2 separate regions of the Homo sapiens genome follow, and region 2 is linked to region 1. Evidence: chromatin loops called from intact Hi-C (ENCODE). Cell type or tissue: heart left ventricle. All regions are shown on one strand. Links, peaks and the distances in the headings refer to the core of each region. The heading gives the core; the rest is flanking DNA.

Evidence for each region. Hi-C counts contacts between places; a loop is a spot of excess contacts. Peaks named below come from ENCODE experiments on the same cell type or tissue, not always from the same donor. Only the 100,000 strongest peaks of a DNase experiment are listed, where the experiment ranks them.
Region 2: it touches region 1 in a loop (3-fold over the local background); 8 of 110 quality-filtered maps call a loop at or near these places.

The regions. Positions count from the first base shown.
Region 1 is chr5:153,969,685-153,978,357 of GRCh38, reverse strand. LOC107986464 (a long non-coding RNA gene) reads left to right here and starts at 4,395. Exons shown (of 3, transcript XR_001742937.1): 1 at 4,395-4,517. It overlaps LOC107983980 (a long non-coding RNA gene), which reads left to right and starts at 1,169. Exons shown (of 3, transcript XR_001742534.1): 1 at 1,169-1,303; 2 at 2,002-2,095; 3 at 2,465-4,324. In heart left ventricle, for the core only: a CTCF peak has its summit at 3,784 (motif pointing left); no DNase peak of the experiment used is centred there.
Region 2 is chr5:154,048,876-154,055,562 of GRCh38, reverse strand. MFAP3 (microfibril associated protein 3) reads right to left here. Exons shown (of 3, transcript NM_005927.5): 2 at 5,546-6,006; 3 at 1-2,643. The coding sequence starts at 5,840. The coding sequence ends at 1,850. Among named protein-coding and RNA genes, the nearest start is that of MFAP3, 13 kb to the right of the region's middle. In heart left ventricle, for the core only: no CTCF peak of the experiment used is centred there; no DNase peak of the experiment used is centred there.

The DNA of each region.
Region 1 (8,673 bases), core at 1,908-6,907:
CTGGTCTCAAACTCCTGGATTCAAGTAATCCACCCACGTTGGCCTCCCAGTGTTGGGATTACAGGTGTGAGCCACTGCACAGGGCTTTATCTCACCTTCTCACTAGGCATGGATGCCTCCTTCCAAACTCAGGCTGAGTGGTCTTCAGATCAGACGGCAGACTCCCTGTGGAGGAGAAAAAGAGTAGTTGGGAAAGTCAAGGGGGCTGTGAACTGATTCCTGTGATCCAGAGATGTCGGGGGGCTGAGCAGATGCATAGCCAAGTGTGGGACCTGGGTTCTTCCCTGAGTTCTCCAACTCCCTAACAGATTTTGAGCACCTCCCTGCCTCCTTGGGCCTCAGTTTTCCCTTATATAACTGTTCTTCCAGTCCTCACCATCTGCAGTCCCATTTTTAATGCCCTGTGCTCTCTGCTCTGGGCAAGTTTTCTGTTGAAGGTGGCAGCGGGGAGGTGTCGGCATTCTTAGGAAAGAATAAAACAATCCAGGCTGAGAAGGAACACACTTGCTCATCCAGCACAGCTGTGCTTGTGGAGTTCAGGGCTGGGTGGATTTATGAAGAATAGAGGTGTAGACTCTAGATGGTTGTCATCCCTCCTCTGAAACAAGGTATCAGGGCTGTGGGTCCCCGGAACCTGTGCTCCCCGGGCTGGAGACACCCTCCCTGTGGGGGGGTCTGTGTGCGGAGCACCATGGTGAAGCCTTCCCTATGGAGGGGAGCCCTTCAGGCTTGTGGGCTCTTTGAGGCCAAGGCCTTGATGAGGGAGACATAAGATAGGAGAACAAGGAGGTATATGCAGCTTCAAAGGGGCCTGATTCTGTACCCCACCTTGGGCCTGACCCAACTCTGTCTTTTGTCGGGAGATATCTGAAGAACTCTGTGTGGCCGCTGACTCCCTGTGAGTGCTTGGGAAATTCCTCTAACCCCTATGAGCCTCCATTTCTTCATTTATCAAATGGGCTAACAATGTTTATCTCATAGGGCTGAGTGCTCCTCAGGTAAGATAATGTTCATAAACCAGCTGTCTGTATCAGAATGTCCCAGGAAGATGTCAGCTGCTATTATTCTTTGTTCTCAGGTTGATGTACACAGAAGCAATACATCTCAGTTGAGACGAATTCTGTCCTAAGGTGTGAGTTTCTGTGTTCCTGCTTATATGAGATTGTTTTCTCTGTATCCTAGGCATGTTCTTCAGGGGGCTGTGACTTGGGGTGCAGTGGAAGAAGGGGGCTTATCAGCAGGAAACTATCTCCAGAGTTGCCAGAAATCTGGATTAGGATCTACAGAAAATGTTGTCTGTCAGGTAGTCTGGAACTACAGATAAACAATACTGGGGTCAGAGGCCATGCGAACTATGAGCAGAAATAAATGGCCACTGGGGAACTTACATCTGTAAATTGTTGAATTTCAGATGCACTAGCTCATGCATGTCATATGTACATGCATCATCTGGTTACGCTTGTGTCATTACATTATATCAGGTGACCGCATACCCATTCTGATAGCCCACAGGAACCCCAAAGGCTGACCCCAGGCTGTGCAGTGCTTAGCAGGGGCTCCGGGTCTTTCCTGGGGTGTTCTTAACTATAGCACCACCAGTCAATGTTGATGTGTGAGCTGGGATGTTTCCCTCATTCATAGTCCTGCCCTACTTGGCAGGACTGGGAGGAAGGAGTCTGAGGTTCTAGTCCCATGGCAACAGTTTTCTTGTATCATTTTAGAAATGTCTCCCTCCTTCTGTGGACCTCAGTTTCTTCTTCTGTAAAATGGGTTCCTAATCCCTTCCCTGCCCACCTTGGAAAGTGGCAATGAGGCTCTAATTGAATAATATAATAGATGTGAAAGTGTTTTAAGAAAGCTGAAAAAACCTGATACACTTATAAGAGTGAGGAGAGGGAGGATGGGAGGTGGATAAAGAGGAAGCAGATCCTGATCACTGCAGGTTGTGTTGTTAAGCCAGCCTCTCACCTGAATCTGTTTTCTCTCCATCATCCCCTCCAGGGTTTGGCAAAGATGATTACAAGAAGACGCCGCGGAAAGAGAAGGGGAAGCTGCAGAGTAACCTCCGTGAGGAGCAGCAGAGGTGGAGAAGGTGGTGAGTCTCCTGGACCCCTACTGGGTCAGAACAGTCAGGAGGTGAGGCTTATTGGTCATAGCCACCAGCCCGTATGGATGTCTTGCTGGAGTGACTGCGCTGCCCAGGTCGGGCTGATCCTAGTAAGTAGGTGTCCTGGGAAGAGGAGAAGCTGGCTTTGCTCAGGGATAAGAGGACCCAGGAACAGTGCTATTGGCCATCTGAAGTGACTTTGGTGCTTCATGAATAAACCAATCAACATTAAATAGCTATATGGATGGATTCAAAACCCACCTATAGAAATTAACAAGTTGGGCTGAGAGGCCTGGGAAAAGGGACTGTGGCTTCATAGGGCAGTGGTGACTTTATGGCCACTGTTCCTTTCTCCAGAGCTGAGGAACTTGGCTGCTGATTCCGAGCAGAGTTGGGGAAAGAGTTCCCGCTCCATCAAAGAGTCATTTGTCTAAGTCCGGTGTCTAAGAAGTGGTATTCCCAGAAAACATTCTCCTTTCTCTCTGGACATGTATCTTCCAAGGAAACATCTCTTTAACCTGTGTCGTTGCCTTCTGGTTGGAGCAGCTTTGGAGATGTCCTAAGGTAGGAAAAGTTAGTTTTCCCCTTCCACTCCCACAGATTTTCTCTGGTTGCTTCTTTCTCCTCTATCCTCTCCTTTCAGCTCCTCAATGCCTGGGGCCCTCTCCCTCCTTCTACCTTTATCACGCTCTCTGGAAAGTATCTGATAGCAGCTGTTTATATTTTAGGGTGAATTAGGTTAAGGCCGTAGGCTTCTAAAAGCTACTGTCGGAATTTGGACTAAAGTATCTGTTTCCCCAGTGCCATGTTTCCTTCACTGTCCCAGGTCATACTTCTCTGTCATTGCTTCTCAGCGTAGCTCCCTATAATAACTTGTTTTCCTGTTTAGTGCCCTGTGCATGTTCCATACCTAGCTGGGTCTGGGGAAGGGGGAGGTCCTCTGAATGCAGTGGGGGCTCCAGATATGGTGGGAGGACCTAGCCTAGCCCCAGGACCCTCATGTGGACATGATGTCTCCCTGGCAGGAGGACAAAGGCAGTGAGACGGACAGCAGCAGCAGTGACAAGGAGCTGGCAGGAGTGCTGGTAAAAGGCATCAGACTGTGGTCTTGGACCCAGTACTCTGAGAGCACACAGGGAAACTGAGTCCTGGAGGGTGAAGGAACTTGCCAGAGGTCATGTCAGGAGTCATAGGAGAGCTGGGTTGGGCCCCAGAGCTGCTAAATCCCAGGGCAGAAGTGAACTGAGTGGTGAGGCATAGGACAAGCTCTGGCCAAAGGGCTGATGTCACCCCAGGGTGGGTGGAGAGAGTGCTCAGTGTCACACAGGGAATCAGAGCAGGGTCAGACTCAGACCAGGGTCCCTTGACTCCCAGCACAGTGCTCCTTCCACTGCCCTAAGCAGCCTGAGTTTTCTGACCTTGAGTCTGGAACCTCTGTCTAGAAGAAAACTTTGGGTCTCTCTAGAGAACCACCTATACCTTTGAAACAGACACTGTAGAATTACGTGTGGGACCGCAGAGATTGGCGTGGTTCCCAGCCCTGCCCCTGAGCAGATGGGGGACCTTGAGTACATCTCTTACTGCCTTTGTGGCTTTAGTTTCTGCTCTGTAGCCCTAGAATTAAAAATTCGACAAATAAAACTGTTTCGGATTCCAGGGCATTTGGCTCCATCTTCTGGTCAGTTTTTGTCACTGTAGCTTTTTGCAGCATTGCCTGCCATCCAGTGTGACCTGAGAATTTTGAGGCTTCTAGGAAACTTTCTGGCTGTGGTGGGTGGGAAGTGGAATAGGACAGCAACAGAGTTATCCTAAAAGTCTAGGGAATTTCTGTGGTCTTTGGGTCATATTGGCGCATGTTATTCAGCCTTCTGCTGATAGTGGCTCGGTAGAGAGTCAGGGAGGCAGCCAGTGATGGACAAGCCCAAGTGTTAGAGGAGGAAGGTACATTGGAGAACAGTGAATGTAACCTCCTCAATGTACAGGTGCAGAAACTGAGGCAACCTTCACCTGTGGAGAAGTAGAGTCTTGCTTCAGGTCACACATGTAGGTTCCAGGTTTCCTGACACCCAAATCCATACTGTCCCCCACTCTGTCTTGCTGCCTCCTCTTTCTCCCAGCTTTCTATCCCAGCTGATTACCTCTTCCCCTTGCTTCTGAGACAGGGCCATCAGCCTAACAAGCACACTGCTCCATCCACTTGCTACCACAACAACCCACTCCCTCCTGGTCCCAGCTCCAGCCCTCATGAGGTGGAGTGCTCCCCTCCCACCCGCCCATCTCTCCAAGCCACAGCTTTCCTGGAGGAAATGGAATGAGGACATGGAAGGAAGAGGGAGGCAGAGGCCTACATTCTCCTCCAGCTCTGCCCTTTTTCCAGCCCAGCCTCTTGGATCCTCAGTCTTTCCATCAGGTACACAATCAGCTCCATGAGATTACTGAGATTAAATGGATGGTTGGTGTGAAGGTGCTTTGTGAATTCTTGAGTCCCCTGTTAAAATAGAAATTCAGATATGTCTGGGTTCTTCTCAAGCCACATAAAACCCCAGGTGCTGATTGGTACCAACTTAGCCCAGGTGCTATGGATCCTCAGAGGAGGGAGATGCATGGAAGCTGGAGGAATTTGAAGGCTTCAATGAGAGGGTAGTACTTTATTTTTCAGCCCAGAACGTATCTCGGAGGCATTCCCACTGACCCAGAGTCCAGTCTTTAAAAGCTCAGCTGTAATGGAAGAGGCACAGGAGGATTAATTGACTCTTGTATCCTCCCTTCTCTTCTCTGGAGATAAGATGTATGGCCTCTAGTTTATTTATTTATTTATTTATTTATTTTTTAATATGTGTATATTTTTATTATACTTTAAGTTTTAGGGTACATGTGCACAACATGCAGGTTGGTTACATATATATACATGTGCCATGTTGGTGTGCTGCACCCATTAACTCGTCATTTAACATTAGGTATATCTCCTAATGCTATCCCTCCCCCCTCCCTCCACCCCACAACAGGCCCCAATGTGTGATGTTCCCCTTCCTGTGTCCATGTGTTCTCATTGTTCAGTTCCCACCTATGAGTGAGAACATGCGGTGTTTGGTTTTTTGTCCTTGTGATAGTTTGCTGAGAATGATGGTTTCCAGCTTCATCCATGTCCCTACAAAGGACATGAACTCATCTTTTTTTATGGCTGCATAGTATTCCATGGTGTATGTGTGCCACATTAATCCAGTCTATCGTTGTTGGACATTTGGGTTGGTTCCGAGTCTTTGCTATTGTGAATAGTGCCGCAATAAACATACGTGTGCATGTGTCTTTATAGCAGCATGATTTATAATCCTTTGGGTATATACCCAGTAATGGGATGGCTGGGTCAAATGGTATTTCTAGTTCTAGATCCCTGAGGAATCACCACACTGACTTCCACAATGGTTGAACTAGTTTACAGTCCCACCAACAGTGTAAAAGTGTTCCTATTTCTCCACATCCTCTCCAGCACCTGTTGTTTCCTGACTTTTTAATGATTGCCATTCTAACGGGTGTGAGATGGTATCTCATTGTGGTTTTGATTTGCATTTCTCTGATGTGTATGGCCTCTAGTTTAAAGAGTGAAGCCCAGAGAAAGAGGTAGACATTGAAACCTTTCCCCACTTGGATCTTCAGCTCCCAGTGCAGTCTTGTTTCTGTTAGAACTTCAGAGTGCTAGAGAAATAGAGAATGAGAAGGGTAGCCCTGCCTTTCTTGTGTGCCCTCAAAGGCAGGGAGAAGACTGCCCTCCACAGAAAGCCCAGTTCCTAGTAAGGCAGCTCTAATCCTTTGAAAAGTCTCACTCAGCATTTCTCAAGGGTGGTTCTGAGACCCCTTGCACCAGAGTCACTGGGGGTGACTTACTGAATCAGACCGTCTGGGATGGACCTGGGAATCTGCACCTAAAACAGCCTCTGCAGATGAGGCACGTTGAACTTCAGGAACCACAGATCCCCTTCTCTGGCATCTCAGGAATAACAGCCCCTTGCTCTAGAGACAGTTCTTACCAACTCTTGCTTACAGGACATGATTTTCTCTTTTTTAAATGTTCTGCTTCCTTGCCATTTTCCACGTTCTCTGTTTTTCCTAGTCTCTATGTTTTTTTTTTTTTTTTTGAGACAGAGTCTCTCTCTGTCACCCAGGCTGGAGTGCAATGGTGCAATCTCAGTTTACTGCAACCTCCACCTCCCGCGTTCAAGCAATTCTCTTGCCTCAGCCTCCCGAGTAGCTGGGATTACAGGCGCCTGCCACCACGCTTGGCTAATTTTTGTATTTTTAGTAGAGATAGGGTTTTGCCATGTTGGCCAGGCTGGTCTTGAACTCCTGACCTCAGGTGATTTGCCCTCCTTCCTTGGCCTTCCGAAGTGCTGGGATTACAGGCATGAGCTACTGCGCCTGGCCTCTATACCTGTTTTGTAAGTAGAATATCATAGAATTTGGGGGGCTAGAAGTATTTGTAACAGGGTACCTTATCCAATTCCTCATTTTCTAGCTGGAATATTTTAGACACAGCAGGGTAGTTCCTGGCCTCAGACCACACAGTGCTAATAGGAGACCCAATCACCTGACTTCGAATTGAGTACTCTTTTCACCATGCAGTTCTGTCCTGCTGTAGGAGCCACACTTTAGGGTGAGTGTCCATCCCAGACCCCTTCTTAGATGAAGGAATGGACCCCTGAAGCTATCTTGGTGACTCTCCTTGGCTGAAACTGTTAGACCAGGAATGGTCATCTTGAAAGGGAGTTATCACTGGGCGTTGGAACTAAGAGGTCAAGTAGACTCCAGGGTTGAGGTGGTAATTTTCTTTCTCTCACCACCTCGAGGGTTGAGGTGGTGACAGAAAGGGTGAGGATGGAGAGAGGAGATGGGGAGAGACAGGGAGAAAATCACATACATTCAACAGGGAGAAAGACACAGAGACACACACACAGAGACAGGGAAACAGAGAGAAAGACACCGAGCGAGACACACAGAAACACAGATACACACACACAAGAGAGGAGGAAGAGAGAGACACACAGGAAGCAAGAGACTGAGTAAAGATGGGGGGAGGAGGCAAAAAGGGAAAACACATTCACAAAGAGATGGAGAGAGACAAAGAAATATAAGCTCAGACACACAGGGAGAGAGAGACTGGAATAGAGAATCCAGATTGATTCAGAGAGAAAGAGATAATGAAAGAGAAAAAGTCAGAGAGACAGAGACAGAGCGCCTGCCCTGGCACTAGGTGTTTTTCCAGTTTTTCCCAAGGCCCAGCTGACCTTCTTGCTTTTGCCTTCTCCAAGACACCCCCAAATCTTCCCAAGAAACTCTGACTCTTGAACGGGCCTCAGTAGGTTTCTTTTTCTTGCAAAGACATGGTTCTCAACCAACCCAGCCTTGGAGGGACTTTGAGGAGGGGCCCTCACAGATACAGCAGGGAAGCAAATGTTGCAAGCTGGGGAAGCAAATGCTCCATTCTGCTCAACAGATCGTCTGTCACTTCTCGTTATCTCCAGGACCTGGAGATGACTCTATTCCTCAGCCAAACATCAACAAAGCCGCCAACTCCCAGTGGTTGGTTTGGTGTCTTGTCAACAGCAATCTTCTTGGAACAAACTCTCTGCTCACATGGAGCAGAGTTAATTAGGCTTGGGCTGTGCTCATTGGCACCTGCAGGCCTTTGCTGACTGATGCTTTTCCTGCCCTAGGACTGCACTTACTTTCCTCTCTGCTCATGCTTGACCCAGCTAACCTTCCCACTCCCAGTGAACCTGAGGCACACACGAGTCCTTCCCTTTGTAAACTTTCCTAGTGCCTACTGTCTCTCTTCTGTCCTTTGTCCATTTTGCTCCACAATTATGTACATAAAGGACTGTATTACTAAGTCATGAGATCCTCAAGTTACCATGTGCGTGGAAAAATCACTAAATTCACATCTTTTCAGATAATAAAGGCCATTAACAATATGGAAGTTTATTTGGATGCTATGAATCTTTCAGGTGCTGGTCTAAGCACTTGTTACTTAGTAATTCATTTGATCCGTTCACAGAACAGGGACCTAGGGCCCAGAAAAGTTAAGAAACTTGCTGAAGGTTAGATCTTCAGTAAATGACAGAGGACAAAGATTTCACGGCCCTGTTCTTCTGCCTTCCCATGTCGCTGGCCAGAGCCTCAAAATCTGCCATTGTAATTTTGTCCTTTTACTTTAAGGCTGTAATTCCTATAAAGTATAGGTTTATTTTTATTTCATTATTTATTTATTTATTTTTTCTGGCAGAAGGATAGCTGAGGAAAAGAAGGAAGGGAAGGCTTCCCAGATCATCATAAATTACCTCCTTTAGAGCTAAAATGTCTGAAAAGCCAGCTCCCTCCCATTTTCTGATTGTGACCACTGGAACACTAGTTTCTTGAGATGTTAAATAGGTTTTATTAAAGAAAAATGAAGCTGTCAAGTAAGTGTGAGAAACTCGAAGTTAAACAGTTGCCTTGCACCATGACCTCACAGAGCGTTAAGATGCTGGGGGCACTGGGCCTATAAGAAGGAGAGAATTGTATTCACCACACAA
Region 2 (6,687 bases), core at 1-5,000, 79 kb before region 1:
GCTCTTATAGTCAAATATATAAAAACAATTTTCCTTAAAGAAATACCAGTCTATGAGCCAAGGCAAGCTTTGGCTAAATGATTGGTTAGCTTTTATTTGGCTCTAGAGGTTTCCATGGAAACAGCCTGAGAGACAGAAAAGGCAGCATTATCATCTTTATCCATGATGCCATCTGATAAAACTGCACATTGATTCATTCATGCTATTCAGAGCAGATGTATTACTTCTGATAAGCCTGGACAAAGGGAGGCATGAGTTTTATCCCGTCACGCTTTGAATTTCCTGTCTTCCCCTGTTTGAAACCTTAAATTAAAATCCTGATAAAACCTCCTCTGAACATTTCCCTCAGGAGCCTCTAGCTGAAGTAATGCTTCAATAATCAGAAGTCATATGAAGAAACGTGAAGCCCCAAATGGAGCTCCACTGCCAAGTTCTTAAAATTATATGGCACCACGCTTCCTGTAGCTGAAGAAATTGTTCTGAAGAGTATTTACAATTCCATTATATCAGATCTCAGCCAGGCAAGAAATGTCATCATAAGTGTTTATTATATACAGTTGAAGCAGGTGGCATCATCCATCATTTTTCTTCCTCTTGATGTCTAGATCAGTTGTGTGTGTATTTTAATATAGTAACACACCCTCACAATTATCTAATCTTATTTCAGGTTAGTGCTTCTTGGAAAGGCTACAAAAGCAGCCATAGCTCAGAATTATGTATCTGAAGTAAACAAAAATAAAAACCTCAACAACAAAATATTAACCAAACAAACAAGATAAAGACGCATGCAACCTATAGCACCATACCTAAGACCACAAAGGGCAGGAGGGTTGACAGAGGTCTTAAGAGGAATCCAGTTTTGGGTTTTCTCCTAGGATGAGATCCCAAATATAGAACCTATTTGTAGAGTCCAATACTTTTAAAAAGGGAAAGCCTGAGAAATTCTGTTAACAGAAATATGAAAATCCATGATTTTCCAGAAGACAGATGATTTGACACTGTTCTTATTCTAAAAGCATCAAAGACGTTATACCTTAGAAATAAACTGCTCACTTTGGAAGATCAGTTAGGCAATCCCTGCCAACCTCAATGAACTAAAATGATATCTCAGTAAGTTAAAAATATGATACACCCCCACCAAGGACCAATTTACTCATGGAAAGTAGTTTACAGAGCAGTTAGCTCTCTGACATCTGTATAACCCTACAGACATGTGCTACATTGAAAAGATTCAATCTTGCACATATCATTATATGCTCCACATGGCAAAACATCTGAAAAACACTCAGATGTTTTTCAAAAACCTCTGTGCATTATGACATTGGTGTGGAAATTTAGATCTCAGCTTAATCCTTTCCAAAAGAAGCGAGTAAAAGTCCCGGGAAAGGTTTACTTAGAGATGAGTGAAGATTCTGGTAATTTAAAGGTGATGGGTTAAGAAGCTATAGAGCTAGAAACAACTTCAGATCTCACCTAATCCCTCATCTTATTGACGGAAAAACTGAAGTCCCAAGATAAGTATCAGATCCAACCAATGGAAGAACTGTGACCAGAAGAGAAACCATGGGACTCTTAGTTCAGTGCTTTTCCCCATCATGTTTATCTGGGGCTCCTTTAAATCTTAGCATGCATAATTTAATAAAGCTCTAAGGAAAATGACTGAAAAGTATCAGAGAGGAAAAATGCTGCCTTCTAATGAAGACTTTGGCAATTCACGTTCTGATGTGCTTAATATTAACAAACGGAAAACCCCAGTCATCTTTTGGCAAAAATGTTACTTCTTCTAAGAAACAGGTTCCTTTTCTGAGAGCGAGCTGATTTTGTAGGTACTGGGTTACAGCATTGTAGGTTACAGCTGACAGTTTTCATATGCCCCATCTTTGTAGTTACAGTTAGATTCTGCAGATCCTATATCATCAGGTGGACTGAAATGACTGCTGCCTTGAGACTCTGTATCAATACTTTTGGTTTCTGACTGAAGGTGGACAGAAACCTGAACTGCTATTTCCTGGCCTTGTTCATTCAGAGAGCCATCATCTGAATCTCCTCCTGGTGAATTACTCCGTCCCATCTCTGGGTTAATGACATAGATGCCACCTTGAGCATTCAAGGCAGGTCTCTCTTTAATTCTTTCACCCAGGTCATCAGGGTCGTCCACTCGCACAGCCTCAAACATCTCCTCAACAAAGGCTCGACAGTTTAGAATAAGAGGTGGAAGAGGGACACTTCTTGCCAGTTCTTCAATATAACGAGCAAACTCCATGGTCTTAAATTGTGTGACTTTGGCGAGCTCCAGAGTTTTGGCTGAGGTAATGATGGGGATACGTTTTGCAATCTCAAAGGCCTTCTGAAGTTTCTCAGCCCCTTCAGTTCTAAAGAACTCATTGATAGCCTTCTCAGTCTTGCGAAGATGGCTGCTCATCATGCACAGCCGTGTGACATTCAAGATGAGTGTGATTGTAAAGGCAATCAGGCAAACAATCATGTAATAGACACTCATGTCTCCCGAGGTGAAGATAACACGTAGGGTGACAGAGTAGGAGGCACGAATTGGAGAGGTGACGAAACAGGTATAGAGCCCACGGTCATCAAAAGCTACATTGGTGATGTTTAGGAAGTTATCAGAAACCAACCACTTTCCACCTGATAATTGAACAGAAATGAAAAAAAAATTATAGCAAAAAGATTACTAAATATGCCCGCTGCCTTATCCATATTCCACCTCTTTATCAAAGTACTTTAACTTAGCTGATTTGTTAGATTCTACCATTTGTTTAAATCATGTAAAAAAAGGGCAGACTGTGAGGTCCAGAGTCAGAATTTAATTAGCTTGGATCTTAAAAGGAAATCAAGATCTTCCTTCATGACACTAATAATTAACATAGCTTCCTTTTCACTGCTAGACTTCAAAAGCCTTTCTGTGAAACAGGTATGTCTATAAAATGCTAAATGACTAATCATAAAAAAAGCTTATAGTTTATACATATGTGTCCGTCTACATCACATTGCAACCAATACATTTTCATATACTATGAGGGTATGTCTCAGAAATATAAAACAATGGTTTAAAATAACAGTATTTTAAATTTTTATGAGTAATTTTTATTTTCTTCTAACTGTGTTTGCTCACTTTCCATAGTGAAATTATATAACAAGAAGAAATTATTTTAAAAAATCCTAGCAATTTAATGCATTTGTTGAAGTAACTGCCTAATCTGGTATGCCTTGCACATATCAATTTTTTGTTGTTGTTGTTAAGAAACTTTTGTTGATTTTCTGGCAAGAGTAACTGAAGCACAGGCCAAAAAATACATCTCACAAGTCATGGTAAATGAAAAGCTTGGCAAAAAGAATAAAGTTGCCCTTAAGATGCCTATGCTTCCATTTTCAACCTAAAACATACTGCCTCTCTTCCACACGTGAAGGTATTTTCATTCAGGGAACACGTATATAGAAGTATACAAGTGTAAGAAAAGCAAAGCATATTGACTACGCATCTTGATTCACATCCTTCAATAACTTGGCTCTGACTGCATAATTCCTACTTTTGTGATACATTCCCAAAGCACTCTGTGCTTTAACTATGAAAGCCATTCAGAGATGGGAAGGATGGGCTAACCTGCAGTGTGGGGATGCATTCCAATGACTAGAGGAGGTGTCCCAGAGGAGGTTAGCGGACTGCTTGTTAAGCATTACTTGAGTGCCCAATCTTCAAAATCTCTTTCATCCCCAAGATTCTATGGTTCTGGATTATTTTAGTGGCACATAAATTAGTAAGCACTCTGGATTTTGTCCATTTTCATCATCATCCAAACTTATCTCAATCCTATAGGTATTAATATATTTAAAAGCCATCACTTCACTAATACAAAAAGAGGAAAACATGTAGTTATGAATATAGCCATTTTCCATAAGCTTCTGTTCTATGAACTTAGAGCTATGAAAACGACACCACTTGAATCCAAGGTATGATGAACTACAAAGACTCCATTCATCAACCATTGCACTACAACCACAATCTAAACTCTCTAGCTCACTTGCTGATAATAGCTCAAGATTTATGAACCTTATACTAGACTGACATGCTCTTTAAACTCCTCTCACTTGAGATTCATAAAATTTAATACAATTTTCCAGAGCTGCTGCTGAAAGCATCAATGATAGATGTTAGTGGTTTTCAAAGTAAAGGCAAAATAGAAAAATAAAACTGCCATTCCACTTGGCTGGTCTTGTTTTAACCTAAGGCTTTGTTTATGCAGTCAGTCTACAGTGATGACACTGAATGAATAATTCAGATCTCAGAGGTGTTTGGTCAGGATATCGTAGAGCCCAGAGAAGATAGGAGTCTGGTTCAGTGGGTTCAAATATGGAACCCCAAATCATGTTCAAAGTACACATTCCAGGTATCACTCTAATTCAATAGTTATGTATTTTAAACATGCTGATTAAAAATACCCTAACAATTCAAACTCTTCAATCCCTTGGTGACTAGTCACTCAGTCTATAGATTAAAATAGTGCATATGTCTGAAGGAAGTATCACCTGTCTCCTTTTGTGTTTTCCAGCCTAATATGAATAACCAATATCCTTTTCTATTTCAGAAGGCTACACTATCTTCCTAACAAAAAAATTTCTGAAAGTGTAGCTTGTGAGGATCTTAGAATTTAAGCTTCATCCCTTTGGCTTTTCATGGTGATTTCTTTTTGAGGTCCATTATAACTCAAGTACTCATCAAAAAGATCTTTATAACAGAACACTGGTTAGGAGTAGTCTGGATTAAGATATATTCACAGATCCATGAATAGGAAAATTAAATAAAAATCTGTCAAAAAGTAGACCTTGAACACACTATGTTTATGTGATTTTTAAGACATAAACAAAAAATGCAAAAAAAAATTTCTCATTTCCAGTAAATTAAGGTATAGAATACAAAAAAAAAAAAAAAAAAAAAAGAGCTGGAAGGGCTTACAAGTTCCATAGTGCCCTTCTAATTCTCTGAGACCTGACGTCAAAGTTTTATGCACAGATTGATACTCATTTTCAAAAATGTCCTGGATTTCCTCTAAAGTTTATAGTAACTAATTTCAGAGCAAAACTTTTTTATTTATAACAAATTTTCTTAAGTCTAGCCAAAAACCTTCTGGATGTATTCACACAGGGCCACCACACTGTACTACTGACATAGTAGTCTAGGTGAAGGGTGCTCCCAGAGTTGTGTTGTATACCACCTGTACAGCTGTATGCAGCAGCCCTGATTTACTCTACCTTCAATGAAGAAGAAAACCAACTGATCAGGAGAGAAAATAGCTCATTGTCATCATGTGAACATCTTTTAAATTTAGAATGATTCTTTTTTTTCTTCTTCTGGTTAAACAATTATAATTACTTTGCATTTTCTGATAGGTACAACACTCCAGACCTTTCAAATGTTTTAAACTATTCACCTTGGCACCTTATCTTTGAGACTTTTTGTTTAACGTGTTAAAAAATAAGAAGACAGAACAGGAAATGAGTAACCTTGATTAATTATACCCTGACCAATTACCTCTGCTTCTGCCATCCAGTTGCTGTCCTTTTGAATTGTGCCAATGGACATCTTCATAGTGACTGGCTGTGAGAAGACACTCAATTGAAACGCTAGTTCCCTCTTTGGCTATGATGACATCATCATCCGAGTGGGAACTTGCTGAGAGTTCAAAGCTTGAGGGAAAGGATGCATTGTAAGAACTACGATTTGCTTCCAGTGAAACCATTTGGTCGAAGTCCACATCTTCCAAAACAAAAGCAGCTGGCACAATAATACTTGCCACTAAAGTGAATAAGCAACAATGTAGCTTCATGGGAAAATGGGACAAAATCTTGTTTAGATTTGGAGAACTCAAAAACTTCTACACTACAACAAAAGCACAGCGGGTAATTTATTGCTTGGTAGAGAAATTTTCCAAACAAGTGGTAGATCCAGTTATATTTTCTAGTCTTCAAGATTAAAAGATGTGAGTAGAGAACCTAAAAGAAAGCCAGATACAAAGTTTAACCAACTGAGATTCATAATGGGGTGAAAGTGCGTATGTTCCAGAATGAATAGATGTTAATTAGAATAATTGGTGCTGACATTGGGGAGTAATTAGATGGAACAGTACCTAAAAATCTCACACAGAGACAGCAGAAAAAGCAATGAATTGGTAAATAGCAGACCTAGATTTTGGTCCTAGCTTTGCCACTAACTAGCTGTACGACCTTGGCAAGCAGCATTCTCTCTGGGTTTCTGTTTTCTCCTCTGTCAAATAAGGGACTGGATGAGATAATCTCTAAGGACTCTTCCAATTCTGAAATGCCATGATTCTATTTCATTCTGACAAATTTTATGCAACAGGGAGCCAATGAAGGCTAAAATATTTATCTTAATGATCTTTTATTTCAACCTGCACCATTACCATCTGTTGTTATAATGTAAATCAACTGGCATATCATAATCATAACCATGGAGCTCAAAATTTGAGTAATTCAAGTATGAAGATATGTTACATATAAATAATGCAGGGACACCTGAGGTGGGTTGTTTTAACACTGGAAAGAAAGCTGCACTTACTGCATACACATAAATAGAGTTATTGACTTCTAAAGCTATGGAACCTCCTTCATGGGCAAGAACATTAGACAACAGAATTTTCTTTTAATAGTTTCTCC